Linked DNA regions of Mus musculus: region 2 is linked to region 1. Evidence: chromatin loops called from intact Hi-C (ENCODE). Cell type or tissue: heart. All regions are shown on one strand. Links, peaks and the distances in the headings refer to the core of each region. The heading gives the core; the rest is flanking DNA. Region 1 overlaps Grik5 (glutamate receptor, ionotropic, kainate 5 (gamma 2)). Region 2 has its middle 30 kb from the start of Mir7048.

Region 1 (8,000 bases), core at 1-8,000:
AGCATGACTATTTAACAAACTGTGACCAACAACAACCAACAACCCACCGAGCCCTCTTGGGACCCTACCAGTTATATACGCTCTGAAAAGTCCCCAGAATCCCCAATGTCACGCATTCACAGAAATTATCTGCTATAATATTTCTGTTTTTTTTTAAAGAATCGAAAATTCCAAAATTGTCACCCTCCCTCCATCTCTCACAAAGTTTACATCCATTCCCCACACATAAGCCAAAGGGAGGCTGGAGAGATGGCTCAGTGGTTATAAGCACTATAAGTTCTTCCAGAGGACTAGGGTTTAGCTCCCAGCATCAACATGGCATCTCACAAACATCTGTCTCTGCTGTTTCAGGAAATCTAATGCTCTCTTCTGACTTCTATAGACAACAGGCACCCATATGGTACATATATTTTCACGCAGGCAAAATACTCACATACATTAAATAAACCTTAAAAACAAACAAACATATATTATCCATATGGCTATTTTCTATACCACTCAATGGCCTCTGAGAGCCAGACACCTGCCTTGCTGGCACGCCTGCCTGCACAGGCCTGTGGGGCCTGCCCTTTGCTCTCAATTCTACCGCAAGCCTCTGCACTTGCTCCTCCCCAGTTCCTCCTCACCACCGAAGGCAGAAACCAAACTCAAGCTCAAGGACGGCTAACCTCAGTGCCAAGGAGTCAGGCCTCCCTAGAGCACCCCACAGAGCCCACCCAGGGTCCTCTTTTCTCCCAAGTGTTAATGGACTAGGTGTAGTGGCACACACCTTTGATCCAGACACCCAGGGGGCTGAGGCGGGTAGATCTCTGCAGGTGTGAGGCCAGCCTGGTCTGCATATCTCGTTCCAGGCCAACCAAGGCTATATAATGAAACTCTGTCTTTAAAAAGGGAAGGGTTAGCCGGACGTGGTGGCACAAGCCTTTAATCCCAGCACTCGGGAGGCAGAGGCAGGTGGGATTTCTGAGTTCGAGGCCAGCCTGGTCTACAGAGTGAGTTCCAGTACAGCCAGGGATGTACAGAGAAACCCTGTCTCGAAAAACCAAGAAAAAAAAAGGGGGGGGAAGGGTTGGGGGTGATCCCAGCCATTCATCCAAAGCCCCTCAGATAGTCCAGACATCCCTTGACCTCAGCACTCAGCTCAAACTATAAAATGTCTGTTCACTTCTGTGTCTCCATTACCAAACCACAGACCTTCAAAGGCTGGGTCTGGCTGCTGTGTCATCTGTCTGTGACAACTGCACAGAGGCCAGATCAGGGCAGGGACTGCTGTATCTCACGTCCCATAATCCTTGGCTGGGCTTGGAACACCACTGTTGTCTCCTGGGCCTTCCTTCAAGCTGTCTTCTTCCCCTGTACCACGCTGGAACCCACCTAAGTTTAAACACTTCCTCAAGCATGTCACTGCCCCACATGGCCACCATCCTGGGGGGTCCCCAGAACAGTGTGTCTGATCCCCAGATCCTTGCTCTATGCAGAGTGGCCTCCATACCCACCACTTTACATGTGAAGAAATGGAAACATGGAGAGGGTGGACACATGGATGTAGATGATTCTGGGATTTGGAACCACTTGCCCTCGATGTGAGTTTTCCCATCTGCTGTTCCCACCGTCCAAAGTTGGGGGTTCTGAAGTCAGTCCGGGCCTGACTCCTCTGTCGGCAGGGAGCTCAGCAATGAGTGCACACTGACTTTATTCTATGTGTATGAGCATTTTACCTGCCCGTGTGTATCTATGTGCGTTCCCTGGAACTTGAGTCACCATGTGGGTGCTGGGAACAGAACTCTGGTCCTTGGCAGGAACAGCCAGCGAGCGCTCTTAACTGCCGAGCCATCTCTCCAGCTCTGGGGAAGCTGCAGTGACTTCAGTGTCTTCTTGTGCCCCGGCAGTGCTCTGAGACCTGTCTGCCTCAGCCCTCCCTGAGAGAAGCCTGGAGGTCAGTCGGCACTCATGTGTCTCTCTCATCCTGGCTGTATCACACTCGGCCTTCCTGACTGTGCCCCTAAACACCCTAGGAATGCCACCATTGCCCTCTGCTTCAGATGCTGTTCACTTCTGTCTCCCAGGCCACTCAGCTGGCAGCCCGAGGGACCCCAAGCTGCAGTCACCACACCACCCCCTGCTTAAATGACACAATAACACTCATCCTTCAACCACTGACCAACACTCTCAGCTGCCTTTATAAAGCCCTGAGCACATCTGCCTGCTCCCGTAAGACCCTACCTCAAACATCTCCCACCTTGTGCCACCAGCCTCCCCCTGCATCCCCCACCCCACCATCTCGCTCTCTACCCCCACACTGCAATCACCTGCCTATTCTGCTCATCCATCCAACAGATCTTTAAATATTTACTGAACCCCCTTAGTTGGCCAAGCAGGTGGGGCAAAGCCTCATGAAAGAACAATAAGATGCTGAGCCCTGAGGAGTGGAGCGGCGAATGTTTTCTTCATGGTGGAATAAAATTCCATTGTGTGGGTATAGAAAGGGGCCCATGGGGGAAAGGAAAAGCGGGCTAGCTAGATTGTATGAAGCCCCATGTTCAGCCCCCAGTTCTAGGAGAAAAAAAAACTAAAGTAAATAATAGGTGAGATGAAAGACTTTAAAAGGGGGCAAGAGGAGAGGTAGGGTAATAGAACACACACAATATGAGGGGAGAAAGAACTATTGGAAGTAAAAGGACACAAGGGTGGGGCAGGAACTGAAGAGGTAAGAAGGGGATCAATAAAGTAAATTATGTATGGAAACACTATAATCAAACCTATTCCAAAAAAGGGAGGAGGGTGTTAAAAAGCCAGGCAGTGGTGGTGCACACCTTTAATCCCAGCACTTGGGAGGTAGAGGCAGGTGGATTTCTGAGTTCGAGGTCTACAGAGTGAGTTCCAGGACAGCCAGGGCTACAAAAAACAAAAAAACCCTGTCTCAAAAAAAAAAAAAAAAAAAAAAAAAAAAAAAAAAAAAAAAGCCAAACCAAAACACCCTATTATTTTGACTGATAACAAAGTAACAAAAGAAATAATGGAGGAAGGGTCACCTGAATGTTCCAAAGTCAAAAGAAGCCCTTTGTGATTGTCCCTCTGATATGTCCAAACTCAAACTTCAGGGAGGGAAGCCAGCCTGAAACCCACTTTTGTTTTGCCAAATGCTCTACCAGGCTCCACCAGTAGGGGGTGCTATAGGAAAGGCTTTAAGGCTGTAGCCCCAGGGAAGGATTGCTCTGCAAGGCTCCTCTCCTAGGGGGCTCTAGAGCAGTGGTTCTCAACCTTCCTAATGCTGCGACCCTTTAATACAGTCCCTTGTGTTGTGGTGAGCCTCAACCATAAAATCAATTTGCTGCTACTGTAATTTTGCCACTGTAATGAATCGTAATGTAAATGTCATAGTTTCCCAATACTCTTAGGCAACCCCTGTGAAAGGGTCGTTCAACTCCTGAAAGAGTAGCAACCCACAGGCTGAGAACCACTGCTCCTGCCTCCCTCCAGGTTCTCCTTTGCTCTGACCTAGCAACAACTGCAGGGCTGGCTTTGCCCAGTGTCAGCCTCAAGGGGGCCAAGTTGCAGCATCTTTGTGTTTCTGATAAATAGCTCTAGCTTTCCCCGTTGCTGTCAGAACTAGAGGTGTGGCCACCTTCAGCACAGCATCGGAGAGGAAGGGTGGGCAAGAGTGGCCCTGCAGCCAGGCCTAGCTCCAGTGCCTTTGCAGAGCTGGAACATGGCTCCTCGATTACATGCTGTGTGACTGCATGTCCATGTGACAGAAGGGCTGAGTGTCAAACATATCTCCTGTATGGTTTACTGGGAAGCCCCCCACTGCTGACTCGGAGGTCTTTTACTCTCACTTAGCAAGTCGATGACGTGGTAAGGATCTGACTGAGGCAGAGATGACCCACAAGTCAAGTCTGGACAGGCACTCAGACTACACAGTCCTCAGACAGACAGACAGACAGACAGACAGACAGACGATCAGGTGTTGGGTGTTCCGTGGGGCCCTCCAGGAGCCAGGAGAGCCAGAAGAGGTGTCTCAAAGGACCAGTCACCACAGAGAGCCCCACACAGGACACCGGCATTCTGCCAATTGCTAGATTGTTGGGCTCAGGGGACTGACCAGCCTCCCTCCAAACACAAAGCTGGATGGGCCCTTTGGTGGACATGTGTGTGGAAGTCACACTATATAATGTGGTGAAAACTGCCATGATATCCCAAACACCTGCCAAATGTCAACAGCGCCAAGCAAATACTGGCACTCTGGGATGAGCGGCTACCTGTGAATCCGGCGGTCTTCAGCAGGAGCTGTTGCCATGTGCTTGTACCAACCACTGAGCTACACCCCCCAGACTTCTTTTCCTCTGTGTGTGTGTGTGTGTGTGTGTGTGTGTGTGTGTGTGTGTGTGTGTATGCGCACACGCAGGCCATGGTGCTCATGTGTGAGCAGAAGACAATCTGCAGGATCTCTCTCTCTCTCTCTCTCTCTCTCTCTCTCTCTCTCTCTCATGGGTTCCAGAAATTAAGCTCAGATTTGGGGGCAAGGAATCTCCCTCACTCCCTCACTGAGCCATCTTGCTGGCCCCCCTTTCCTTTTTATTCTGGGACAGAGTCTCACAGTTGCCTAGGTAGGCTTACATTTGTAATCCTCTTGCCTGAGCCACGTGAGTGCTGGGATTTCAGTGACCCTGCTGTGACTGGTTACTTGGCAACTCTTTCTAGAGCTGGGAAGATGGCTCAGTGGGTAAAGTGTAAGCCCAGAACCCACATAAGAGCTGGACATGGAGAGGTCGCCACTTGTAACCTCAGTACCTGTGGGCAGGGAACACACAGGCGAATTCCTAGAGCTCACTGGCCAGCCAATCTAGCTGGCAAGTTCAGTGAAGAACCTCCAAATAAGGTGGAGGGCGGGAGAGATGGGACAGTGGGTAGAGATGACCCAGGTTCAATTCCCAGCACCCACATGACAGCTCACAACCATCTGTAATCCCAGTTCCAGGGCATCCAAAGCCCTCTTCTGGCATCTCTGGGCACCAAGCACACACGGGTGATACATTTATAAAAATGTATATATCCATATATATACAGTAAAAGTGTGGAGGGGGCAGAAGAGAATCCCAGACACTGACTGCTGGCCTCCACATGAGCTTTGCATGCACACGCAAATGTATATATGAAAACAGTGTACACACACATACACCGTACATACACACACAATTCTCTCTGTTCAGATAACCACAGGTAGGCATGAGTGCACATGCCCAGCAGTCTTAGCACTGGGAAGACTGAGGGAGGAAGATGAACCCAGTCTACACACACACACACACACACACACACACACACACACACATACACACACACGCCATGTAACTGCTGTAATTTTAGTGAGTTAAGCAGTTATTTGTTATCTCCAGACTAGTCTTGACTGACATACGCAAGGACTACTGCTAATCTCACTAATGAACTACGCTGGGCTCCTTGGACACCATTGGTGTATCACCATCCAAGTAGCAGTCAGCACTGGGCTATGGGACCCTGGAGATCAAGTTCTATGGAGCTGTATCAGGGCAGAGAGCGGAAACATCGATGCTGCCCCAAGGCAAGGCTTCGAGGGCGTGCACTGGGCTCCAGGTGGGCTTTAGAAATCAGTGTGGCTGAGAAGATGGCTGCCAGGCCCCTCATGTGGGCCCACAGCTGTGCTGATTGGCTCTGGTGTTTGGGACGGCAACTGCAGTTCAGTCCCCACTTCGTCAAACCCACAACCACTTTCCAGGATCCCCCTGCCTTTGCATGTAGCACGCAGGCAATGAGATGGGGGTGGGACAGGTACCCTGCTCTTTTCAAGCCGTGGACGGTGGCTCTGATCTCCGCAATTTCCCCTGGAGGATGAAGAACTGCTCTAGAGTTATTAGGCAGGGAAACATGGGGCATTCTAGGGAATAGGCTTTTGTGACCACCGTGGCCCTGGCTCCTTGGGTCAGTGCGCCAGCCTGGAACTCTACTAGTTTCCAGATATGTGAGCTTCAACCCTCCAGCCAGGAACTGGGAAAACAAGGTGGGTCCATCACCCTATCAGACACATTCTGGGTTGACTTTGGGCTTAGACTCTGTCCACCACGTGATCATATCAGCAGGCAAAGCAGGGGGGCAGCTTACAGAAACAGTGACAGGAATGGCTTCTGAAAAGCAATTGTACAATACACAATGAAGCCACTAAGAGGGCTGGCACTCCTCTCTCTCTCTCTCTCTCTCTCTCTCTCTGGCTGGTGATGGAACTCACAGCCTCACATACAACAGGCAATTTGCTCTACCACTGAGCTACATCTCTAGCCCTTATCTAGTCTTTTTTTCCTTTTCTCTTTCTCCTTCTCCTTCTTCTAAGGCAGGTTCTCGCTGTTCTCACTGCGCAGTCCTGGCTGCTCTGGAACTGGCTGCAGAGACGAGGCTGACCTCCAACTCAGAGATCCACCTGCCAGCTTTGCTTGGGTTACTGGTGTGTGTCACCATGCCTGGCAAATTGATCATTCTATACTGAGAATCTGCTTGGGAAAAATAAGGGGCCGGGAATGGTGGTTCATGTCTACAATCTCAGCTCTCAGGACATGGAGATAAGAGGATCAGGAGTTCAAAGCTATCTTCAGCACGTTCCCAGGCCAGCCTGGACTATGTGACATTCTACTTCAAAATTAATTAAAAGCTAGAGAGTTGTGGCACACACTTTAAACCCCAGCACTTGGGAGGCAGAGCCAGGTGTATCTCTGTGAGTTCGAGGCCAGCCTGGTCTACAGAGTGAGTTCCAGGACAGTCAGGGCTACACAGAGAAACCTTGTCTCTAAAAACCAAAAAAGAAGAAAGAAAAGAAGCTAACTGTGGTGGCTGGCAGCTGTAATTGTGGGTGGGGGGTGTGAGGGGGTGCTGCTCCAGAGGCTGAGGCGAGAGAATCACTTGAGCCCAGGGACTGGATAGAAGTTTACATGGACGACATAGCAAGATCTCATCTTAAAAGAAAGGAAGGATCAGAGAGGATGAAAGGAAGGCAGCAGTGGAATGGAAGAAAGAGAGATGGCTCAGAGGTTAGGAGAGCACCTGCTACACTTGGAGAGGACACAGGTTCAAGTCCCAGGACCTACATGACAGCTCCTGTCCATTTGTAACTCCAGTTTCAGAGGATCCAAACTTCACAGGCACCAGGTACCACATACACACATACAGGTAAATACTCTCTATATACACATACACACACACATATATATATATATATATATATATATATATATATATATATATATATATATATATAGAAAGTTTTTAAAAATCTATTTAAATACTAAATAGTGTATTTACATGGGGCCTGCAGCTATGTAAGTGTTTAGGTTAAAACAATCAGATACTATTTTGGGCCTTCCTCATTGGCACAGAACCCCCTCCCCCCACAGCTTGATAATATCCACTGTTGGCAAGTGCTCAGGAAACCCAACATTCTCCTCCATTGTGGGAATAGAAATCGGCAGAGCCTTTTTGAACAGCCATTTGGCAGTATATACTTCAAGACAATCCCTACTCTTTGACCTGGCCCTCCTACTTCTCAGAATGCATCCCTCAGGGACATTCCCACAAACCCACAGGCCAAGTTCAGAGGGGCAACGGCCATGCCAGCGAATACTGGAAACCACCCAGCCAGCCTTTGATAGGGGATGAGCTTAATAATTCACGCCCCAGCCATAAATGGAATTCCCTAGTCTTCCCTTTCAGTTTCAAACACTGGCATCCAAATGTAATTCTCCTTTCTCAATCTGACCGCTGCATGGTAGAAACAGGATATACCACCCGTTTGGCTGGTCCAGCTCAACCCCACAGCCACTTGACTCCATCCACGCACATCCAATCTGGGAGCACACCTGCCATAACTGATGCTGCAGACCAGGCCAAGTCTTCCAGGTTTACGCCTCCTCTCATCCAACAGAGCCATCTGCTTCTCCTCTCTCCCTATTGTAGCTGCTTCCCAAGAGAATATCCAGAGC
Region 2 (9,954 bases), core at 912-8,911, 160 kb after region 1:
TGCACTCCTGCAATGCCAGCACTTTGTGAAGTGTAAGCAGAGCAGTCGGGAGTTCAAAGCCAGCCCCGGTTACATTGCAAGATCAAGATCTGCCTGGGCTACATGATACCCTGTCTCAAACAAAACAAAACAAAAAAGCCCAAACAAATAAAACAAAAAGGAAAAATACCACAGGGAGTGGGAATATAGTTTGCACAAAGCCCTGGGTTCCAGGCCCAGAATTAACAGGAGTTATTGGTAATCCCAGAATTTTTGGAGAGCAGAGAATCACCATAAATTTGAGGCCAGTCTGATCCACATAGGGGCTAGCAAGATGGCTTATCTGTTAAAGAAGAGTGCTGCCAAGCCTTGTCACCTGTTTAACCCACAGAATTCACAAAGTAGAAGATGGACTCACAAAAGTTGTCCTGACCTTCACTCACACACAGAACACACACACACACACACACACACAAAACAATAAACAATCGTTTAATCTAAAAAATTTAAATTCTTTTAAATAAAAAAAAACTAAATAAATAAAACAATCACCTTACTCCACATAAATATGTCCCAATGATTCCCGAGTACTTTGCACACAGACACACGAGATCACCTGTAGCTTCCAGAGGGACTTTTCAAGACACAGAAGGGTGCAAGGGTGTGTTTGCATCCGCTGACCCTTGGCATCTCCAGAACACCTAGGGTAAAGATCTCCTCCCCAAGAATAAGCAAGTCCTGATAATCACATATACAGCACGAGGGTGCTCAGCACATTAGCCCTGGAGCTAAGGACCGAAGAGATGTCGAGAGACACATGCTATGCACTATTCGCTTTCTGGACAGTGTGTATTTATTGTACATAATCTCTTTGGGAGAGTGTTAGTGTCTAAAAATCGTTGAGTGTGTGTGTTTGTTTATCTGTAGGTACATAGGTATGTGAGGGTACGTGTGCATATGTGCACATGGAGGACAGAGGTCAGTTTCCTGTGTCTTTTGAGAGCTGTTCATCTGTGACAATGTCTCTCCTTGTCCTGAAGGTCCCCAGTTAAGCCAGGCTGGATGGTGGCTGAGTCCCAGGGATGCAGCATCTCCCTGATGCTGGGGTTACAATATGCCACACTCCTCAGCACCGGGCTTTTCCACCGAGGTTGGAGGATCATATCTGGAATCCTGTGCTTGCAAGTCTAGCATTTTATCAACCCAGCCATCTTAGCCCGTGAGGTTTTTGTTTTAAGAATTTTTTAAAAATTTATCTTTATGTGTATTGGTATTTTGCCTTAATGTATGTCTGTGTGAGGGTGTCAGATCTGGGGGTTACAGACAGTTGTGAGCTGCCATGTGTGTGCTGGGATTTGAACCCCAGGCCTCTGGAAGAGCAGTTATTGCCCTTAACCACTGAGCCATCTCTCCAGACCTTTGTTGTTGTTTTTCAAGACAGGGTTTCTCTGTGTAGCCCTGGCTGTCTTGGAACTCAGTCTGTAGTCCAGGATGGCCTTGAACTCAGAGAACTGCCTGCCTCTTCGGCCCGAACACTGGGATTAAAGGCATGCACCACCAGGACCCTGAATGATTTGTTATTATTTAGGTGTGTGTGTGTATGTGTGTGTGTGTGCACATGTGTGCATGTGCACATGCACATGTGATGTGAAAGCCCTTGGAGGCCATAAGAAGACCTTGGATCCCCATGAGCTAGAGTTATAGACAGCTGTGAGTTGTCTGATATGGGTTCACACAGTAGTGCAGCCTTAAAGTAGTAGACTAGCCTTAAATTCGCCTCAACCCTCTTGCCCCAATCCCCCGAGTGCTGGGATTACAGGCGCAGGCCACATGTGTGGCTTAGTATGTCCATTGGTGTTTGGCCTGCATATACGTCTGTGTGAGGGCACTGGATTCCCTGGAACTTGAGTCACAGACATTATGAACTGCCATGTGGTTTCTGGGAATTGAACCTATGTCCTCTGGAAAAGCAGCCAGTGCTCTTGTCTGCTGAGTCATGTCCCTAGGGTCCAATATCTCTTGATTATCTAGAATGTTCACATTAAGCAGTGTTCCTCAGCTACAACAGAAGATTGCACAGGAGAGTCAAGCAAGCGCTGGATACCACTCATCCTCAATGACTTCTAGGAGTCTCCTTGCCCTGAGTTATGATCCCAGAACACACAAGGATGTACGAGGCATGCTGGCCACGACAGACACAGGAAATGAGGGTGCCCCATGCTTCTGAGAAAGCCCCATTTCCAGAAGTATCATATGCTCAAAGGGCCACACATGTGCCTGAGTGAGCATACTCTCTGGACACTCCTTACTCTGTATGTTCATATTTCAGGAGCACATGGAAAAATAGCAGTATCCTAGGCAGCTGAGCTGACTCAGCAGGCAAAGGAGATCGCTGTAAAAGTTGGGTGATCTGAATTTGGTTCCCAGAAGCAACCCACAGAAGTCATCCTCCGGGGGTGAAGAGATGGCTCCGTGGCACTGGCTGTTCTTCCAGAGACCTTGGGTTCTATTCTCAGCTTCCACATGGTGGCTCATGACCATTTGTAACTCCAGTCCCAGGGGATCCAGTGCCCTCCTCTTGCCTCCTCAAGCACTAGGCACACACATGGTGCACAGACGTACATGCGGGCAAATCATTTAAACACATAAAATAAAATAAAAAGTTGTCCTCTAGAATATAATGTGCAATATTCTGCAAGCTATGTTCTTTTCTTTTCAGGCTTGTGTGTGTGTGTGAGTGTGTGTGTGAGAGAGAGAGAGTGTGTGTGTGTGTGAGAGAGAGAGAGAGAGAGAGAAAGAGAGAGGGGACAACTTTCAGGACACAGCTCTCTTTTCCAACAAGTAGATGCCAGGAATTGAACTCAGGCTGTCAGACTTGGCAGCAAGCACCTTTACCTGGTGAACCATTCTGGCAGCCTTTCTTTCCTTTCTTCTTCCCGCCCTTCCTTTCTATTTTTACACACACTCTGCCTCTCCAAATGTGTGTGTGTGGGGTGTGTGTGTGTGTGAGTGTGTATGTGTGTGTGAGTGTTGGGGTGTGTGTGTGTGTGTGTTTGAGTGTGTGTGTGTGTGTGTGTGTGTGTGTGTGTGTGTGTGTATGTTTGTACCTTAAGGGTGGGTATGCATGTTTAACTACCTAAGGTTCCAGGCCAGCCTGTTCTACAGTGTTCTGTCCAAGAGAACAAGCCAGATGCAGTGGCACACAGCTGTAATTCCAGCACTTGTAAATCAGAGACAAGGTTGCCGTGAATTTGAGGACAGCCTGGGCTACATATCAAGTCCCTATCACAAACAAGCAAGCAAGCAAACAAACAAAGCAAAAACCTGAGGGTAGCTGTGTGTAGGATTGCATACTGTCAAGCTATGTTCATACGTTTTCTAGGCACTAGCACTATGGTCAACTGCTGCAGAAGGCCAGAGTGGAGGGACAGGACCCAGAGCAATGGGACGCTGAGAGTCCCAGGCTCGTGGAAACGTTTTGGATCACAACTGTGGTGGTTACACTGCTCTCTCTCTCTCTCTCTCTCTCTCTCTCTCTCTCTCTCTCTCTCTCTGTGTGTGTGTGTGTGTGTGTGTGTGTGTGTGTGTGTGTGTGTGTACATCATACTATACCTATCTCAAACAAATTAAAATCAGTGAGTTAGGGTCTTCTGTGGCATTGCATACCCCCAGCACTGGGAAGGCAGAGGCAGACTGCTCGACGTGAGTTCAAGGCCAGGCTATGAGTTTCCATCCCTCTACTCCACTCTCTATCTTTCTCTCTCCATACATTAAATAATTCTTTCTGTCTATGTGTTACATGTATTAAGTAATTTTTTTTTAATTGGAGAGTTTGGGGCTAGTGAGAAGGCTCGGTGGGTAAAGATACTGACAGCCTGAGTGTGAGTCTCAGGATTTGCATGGTGGCAGGAGAGAACCCATACCTGCACACTGTCCCCCAATATCCTCAGGCATGCCATGCATTTGTAGACCCCATAAGTTAAAAACAAAAAAAAGCATTAATTTTAAACTTGGTGACATTGGGTGCATAAAAACCATACTGTGTGCTGGAGGCTTCTGGAAAGAGATGACGCCTGAGATAAGACATGATCAAGAGGGAGAAAGATGAGGAGTGTTCCCCAGTCAACAAGAACACTTGCCAGACATGGTGGAGGGCACCGCAATCCCAGCACTTGGTGGGCAGAGGCAGGAGGTTCAGGCCTATGATCCAAGCTGCTTAGGAAGTTAAAGCAGAAGGATCATAAATTAGTCCAGGAAATAAAATAAAATGTGGGGAAATGGCTGAAGGGAAATGCTGCAAAAAGTGCATTGCCTTTGCAGAGGATCTGAGTTCGATCCCCAGCACCCACCCCAAGCAGGTCACAACTCCATGGAATTCTAGCTCCAGGGGGTCCAACAGCTCCTCTGGTCTCCAGTTACCCCCACATATTGTGTACATATAACAACACACAAACACATAGTTGGAAATAATAATGCAATGATAAATGGGAGAAAACAAGATTCAAGGAAACAAATAAATAAAGTAAATCCCACAGGGGAAGCGCTTGGTTTGCATTCACAGGGCCCTGAGCTTTCTCTGTGCACTAGAAGGGGGACGCTAAAAAGAGAGAGGCTGTCTTAAAATATCCTTGACCACCTTGACCACGTAGTAAGTTCAAGGCCAGTTCGGGCTATGTGAGATGGTATCAAAGAAAATTCAGGAAGGAGGGGCTGGAGAGTCAGCTCATCAGCTAAGAGCTCTGGCTCTTCCAGAAGACCCAGGTTTGATTCCCAGCCCCCCATGTGGTGGCTCAAAACCATCTGTAACTCCAGTTCCAGGGGATCTGGCAACCTCTTCTGGTCTCTGCAGGCACCAGGCCAAATGTGATACACACATATGCAGGCAAAACACCCATACACATAGAATTTTGTAAACATTTAATTAAAAAAAAAAAAAGACAGGAAGGAAAACAAAACAAACAAATTGGGTGTGGGACTTGCCTACAATCCCTGGGAGGCTGAGGCAGGGGGATGGAACATATGAGGTTTTCCTGGGCTACATAGACAGACCTTGTACTGATAATATTAATATTGATTAATAGTAACTATTAATTAATATTTATGTAGAAAGATGTGGTGGTGTAACCTTTTAATTGGAGAAGCAGAGACAGTTGGATCTCTGTGAGTTCAAGGCCAGCCTGGTCTACATAGAGAGTTCCAAGACCAGCCAAAGCTACACAGTGAGAACGTTTCAAAACAAACAAACAAACAAACAAACAAGCAACAAACAACTCCTTCCCCCTCCCCAATTTAAACAAACCAAGAGACAGTGAAGACACAACCCCAGGGCTACTGAGACATGGTGTCAAATAAGCTATCTACATCCCCAATGGTCCATGGGGATTCTCTAAGACAGGAATGGGAACTGTCCGAAAAGAGTCCCCTGCCATCTTTCAGCTCCCTTCACTTGGGAAAGCTATCCAACTACCAAGTAGCCTCAACTGCGTCGGAGCTCCCTAAGTCTCTGACCACATCAGCCAGGCTTGCTGATCACAGTCAACGCTCTGGAGTCCATGTGGCTGCTGCCCCCTGGTGGCCAGAGTGATGCATTACCAACAACTCCGTGGCCAAGCCCAGCCTGACCCTTCAGGAGCCCAGGCCAGACCACTCCCATCACGCGCCTTCTCAGGCTCCAGGCCAGCCCACATCTTAAATCCAACATGAGCTTTTCAACCCTACCTGGCTTCCCTTCTTTGCAGCATACAACCGCAATCATATTCAAAAGTACGCTCTCAGCAGCCAAGAAGGCCTGATTTCTCAGTTCCGTGCAAGCTTGAATCATCCCGTCCCCACCCCCCACCCCACATCTGCTATCTCCACGGCGGCAATCCTAAATTTGTCTACAGTTTAGCACTCCCTCCCAAAGCCCCTCTTGAAAGCAATTCCAAATTAACATCTCAAATCGGTGCATGCAGCACACCCAGACACGGGTTCCTGCCCCCTCCACCCCCCTAGTCAAGTTAATTCAGATAAACGACCCCCATCCTTGACCTGTTTCTCCTCCTCACATCCAGTCAGGCTCAAAGTTCCAGCCAATTCCCCAACCGCCTTCCTTAATAGTAAAATGAACTTTAGCTGTGTGAGTCGACACGTGCCTGTACTCTACCACTGAGAAGGCAGAAATGAGTAGGTGGAGATTCAAGGCCAGCCTGAGCTACATAGTGAGACCCTGGGGCATGGTGGCTCAGGCCTGTAATCCCAGCTTCCTTGAAGGCTGAGGCAAGGAGACCGGAAGTTCAAAGCCTGTCTAGGCACTTTAATGAGAGCATCTCAAACACAGAGGTGGGAGTGGACATGGCCCTCACCGTTAGTTCCAGCACTCAGGAAACAGAGACAGGCAGAGCTTTATGAGTTCAAGGATAGCCTGATGATCTACTTAGCCTGTTCCAGGCCAGCCAAAGCAACACGGTGAGACCCTGTCTCAAAACAAAACAAAACAAAACAAAACAAAACAAAACAAAACAAAACAAGACAACAAAAAGGAAAGGGAGGGTCGGGCAGGTGTGAACATCTTCACACCTTCGGGGGACGTGGGAAGATAATTTCTTTTTCAAAAGGTTTGTCTATTTTATATTTTATATTCATTATTATTCTTTATTTATTGGGCGGCAAGAGTATGGTAGTCAGAGAACAACTTGGGAGAGCCCACCTCTGCTTCTTTTTGTCAAGGATTCACAATCCAGTAAGAGAGAGAAATGCATACAGAAATCCCAACCACAGAGTTGGCAAGATGTCAGAGCAAATAAGGGAGCTTGCCTCCCACCCCACCCCCACACACACACCATGGCCTGATCAATTCCCAGGACCCTCGTGAAATCATATGTAACTTGTTTTTTCTTCAATCACAACAGTAGAGTCCCCTGGCATGCAAAACTAACCTGGAGAATTTCCTTGAGGTCTTTTGGTTTGGATTCAGTTGGGTTTTTTTCAAGACAGAGTTTCTTTGTGTAGCCCTGGCTGTCCTGAAACCAGCTCTGCAGACCAAGCTGGTCTCAAACTCCCGCCTGCCTCTGCCTCCTGAGTGTTGGGATTAAAGGCGTGCGCCACCCCCAACCCAGCAGGTTTTCCTGCTGAGTTTTAAAAGGGAAAAGTCTTCTAACAACAAGGAGAAAGGCATTAAAATTAGAGAGAACGCCATGACCGGCGTTCATGTGAGGATTAGTTGTTTGTCTCCCTGTGGAAGGGGTTATTGAAGAGTCAACAGTAAGAGAAAGATGCTGAAGAGACTGCCTGGGGCTCAAACATTAAATATCATTGGAAAGTAGAAGAGAGGAGTCACTGAGGTTTGGTCTTGTATTTTTTTTTTTAAGATTTTATTTATTTATTTATTTACTTACTTACTTACTTAATATATATGAGTACACTGTAGCTCTCTTTAGACACACCGGAAGAGGGCATCGGATCCCATTACAGATGGTTGTGAGCCACCATGTGATTGCTGGGAATTGAACTCAGGACCTCTAGAAGAGCAGTCAGTGCTCTTAATTGCTGAGCTATCTCTCGAGCCCCGGTTTTATTATTATTACTTTTAAAATATGGTATCTGTGATTGAGTCTAAAAACCCACACATTCTGGGCTGGGGGCTCTACCACTGAGCTATGCTCCCCCCCCCCCAGCCCTCTTTTTACATATTTTAAGACAGTCTCACTGAATTTCCAAGGCTGGTCTTGAACTCACTCTGTAGGGCAGGCAGTCCTTGAACTTGCAATCTTCCTGTGTTAACTTGTCAGGGAGCTTGGACAACAGGCCTGTACCAGCCTGGAACCCTGTAGGACCTAGTCCAGGAAATGTAATTTTTTTTGGAGAAGATATATTTGAAGGGACAAAAGTAGAAGCAAGAAAGATCAGTTTGAGCTGGGCAGTGGTGGCATATGCCTTTAATCCTGGCACTTGGGAGGCAGAGGCAGGCAGATTTCTGAGTTCAAGGCCAGCCTGGTCTACAGAGTGAGTTCCAGGACAGCCAGGGCTACACAGAAAACCCTGTCTTAAAAAAAAACAAAACAAAAATCAGTTTGCTCTTGCAACCGCCATCACCAGTGTCAACCACAGCAGAAAACACAAATATATACAATATATACACATTACAATTCACAACAGTAGCAACATTAGAGTTATAAAGTATCAATGAAATAATTGGGGGGGGGGCTTCACAACAGCATGAGGAACTGTATGAGGGTCCCTGCATGAGGAAAGTTGAGAACCACTTCCCTGTCTCAAGAAACAATAAGAAGCATAAAGTTAATAGGTGAAATCCTGGAAGTTGATGATGCTTTTCAAGAAGAAAATATGTAGAACATGGGCCTGAAGAGATGGCTCAGGGTTAAAAGCGCTTGCTACATCCACATGGTGGTTTACAACTATCTATGCGAAGTTCAAGGGGACCCAACACCCTCTTCTGGCCTCCACAGACACCAGGCATGCACATAAGGCACACGCATGCATATGCAGGCAAACTACTCACACGCACAATAAATACACAAATCTGAAAAGAGAACTAGGGCAGGCTGAGGATGTGCTTCTGTCGGCGGGGAGCTTGCCCAGCTTGCACAACGCCCTCCCGGGGTTTGATCTCCCCATAAACAGGGCATGGTAGCACACGCGGGTCATCTCAGCACTTGGGAGGTGGAGGCGGTAGAGTCAGAAGTTCAAGGTCATCCTCAACTACACAGGAGGACCTAGGCCAACCTGGGAGACATCAGTCCCTGGTGCGGAGAGGGGAGGAAGGAGGAGAGAGGGAGACAGGCTGATTATGGGAGACGGGCGTGGTGGTGCCTAGCACTCAGGAGGTTGACGTAGGATAATGAAAAGTTCAAGGCCATTCTGAGCTATATAGCAAGCCCCTGTGGAAGGAAGGAAGAGGGAAGAAAGGAGAAACAAAAGAAGGGATGAGGAAAGCAAGATGGGCTGGTGAGACAGCTCAGTGGATAAAGGTGCCTGTCACCAGGTCTGACAACCTATGTTCAATCCCTAGGGTTCATATGGTGGAAGGAGGGAACCAGCTCCTGTAAGTTATCCTCTGACATCCATGTGAGTGTATGTACACACACACACACATACACACACACACATATACACATACATACACACACATACACACTCACATACACACACATACATACATACATACACATACATACACACACATGCATACACACACATACATACATACACATACATACATACATACATACACATGCATACATACACACATACATACACAAACATACATACTCACACACATACACACACACTCACATACACACATACACACTCACATACACACACATACATACATACACACACACACATACATACGCACACATACACACACATACATACACACACATACATACAGATACACATACACACACATACATACACACATACACACTCACACACATACACACACATATACACACACACGCTCATAAACCGAGGCCACAGTCTTTTAAAAAATAGTAGCATGTTTATTTCGTGGTGTGTGTGTAGGTTGGACTGTGTGTGTCCCTTCTCTCCCCTCCCCTGTTAGTTACAGATCGGTGGTAGCCCCCAGCACCGAAAGACTTTGGAAGAGACCACAGCCTCTAGGCACTATGAGATAAGTGTTTAGGGGGTAGAAATGAGACTTTTAGGTCGGTTCCTTATGCAAAAGCCAAGGAAGGAAATATTTTGACAGAGAGGATTGGTAGGGAGAATTAAAGGCTAAATATGAACTAAATATTATAGGCATTGGGCATGGGGTTATTAGCTCCTTCCATGTGAGCCGTACGGAGGAGGAGGACCGGCGGTGAGGAGAAACGGGCTGTCCAAGACATCCATTGTTTCTGCCTTTCCAGCATCCACCTCTGCTCGAGCTCGCTCGTTGATCACAACTCTCCCCGGCTTCTCTCTAAGTCACCACCATGGACCACTGAAAGTCATTTCCATGAGACTGTC

Evidence for each region. Hi-C counts contacts between places; a loop is a spot of excess contacts. Peaks named below come from ENCODE experiments on the same cell type or tissue, not always from the same donor. Only the 100,000 strongest peaks of a DNase experiment are listed, where the experiment ranks them.
Region 2: it touches region 1 in a loop (3-fold over the local background); 7 of 42 quality-filtered maps call a loop at or near these places.

What each region holds. Positions count from the first base shown.
Region 1 is chr7:25,027,092-25,035,091 of GRCm38, forward strand. All of the region lies in intron 12 of Grik5 (glutamate receptor, ionotropic, kainate 5 (gamma 2)), which reads right to left. Among named protein-coding and RNA genes, the nearest start is that of Atp1a3, 25 kb to the left of the region's middle. In heart, for the core only: a CTCF peak has its summit at 3,161 (motif pointing right); a DNase peak (open chromatin) is centred at 3,190.
Region 2 is chr7:25,182,313-25,192,266 of GRCm38, forward strand. No RefSeq gene overlaps it. Among named protein-coding and RNA genes, the nearest start is that of Mir7048, 30 kb to the right of the region's middle. In heart, for the core only: no CTCF peak of the experiment used is centred there; a DNase peak (open chromatin) is centred at 5,559; H3K27me3 peaks cover 3,746 bases.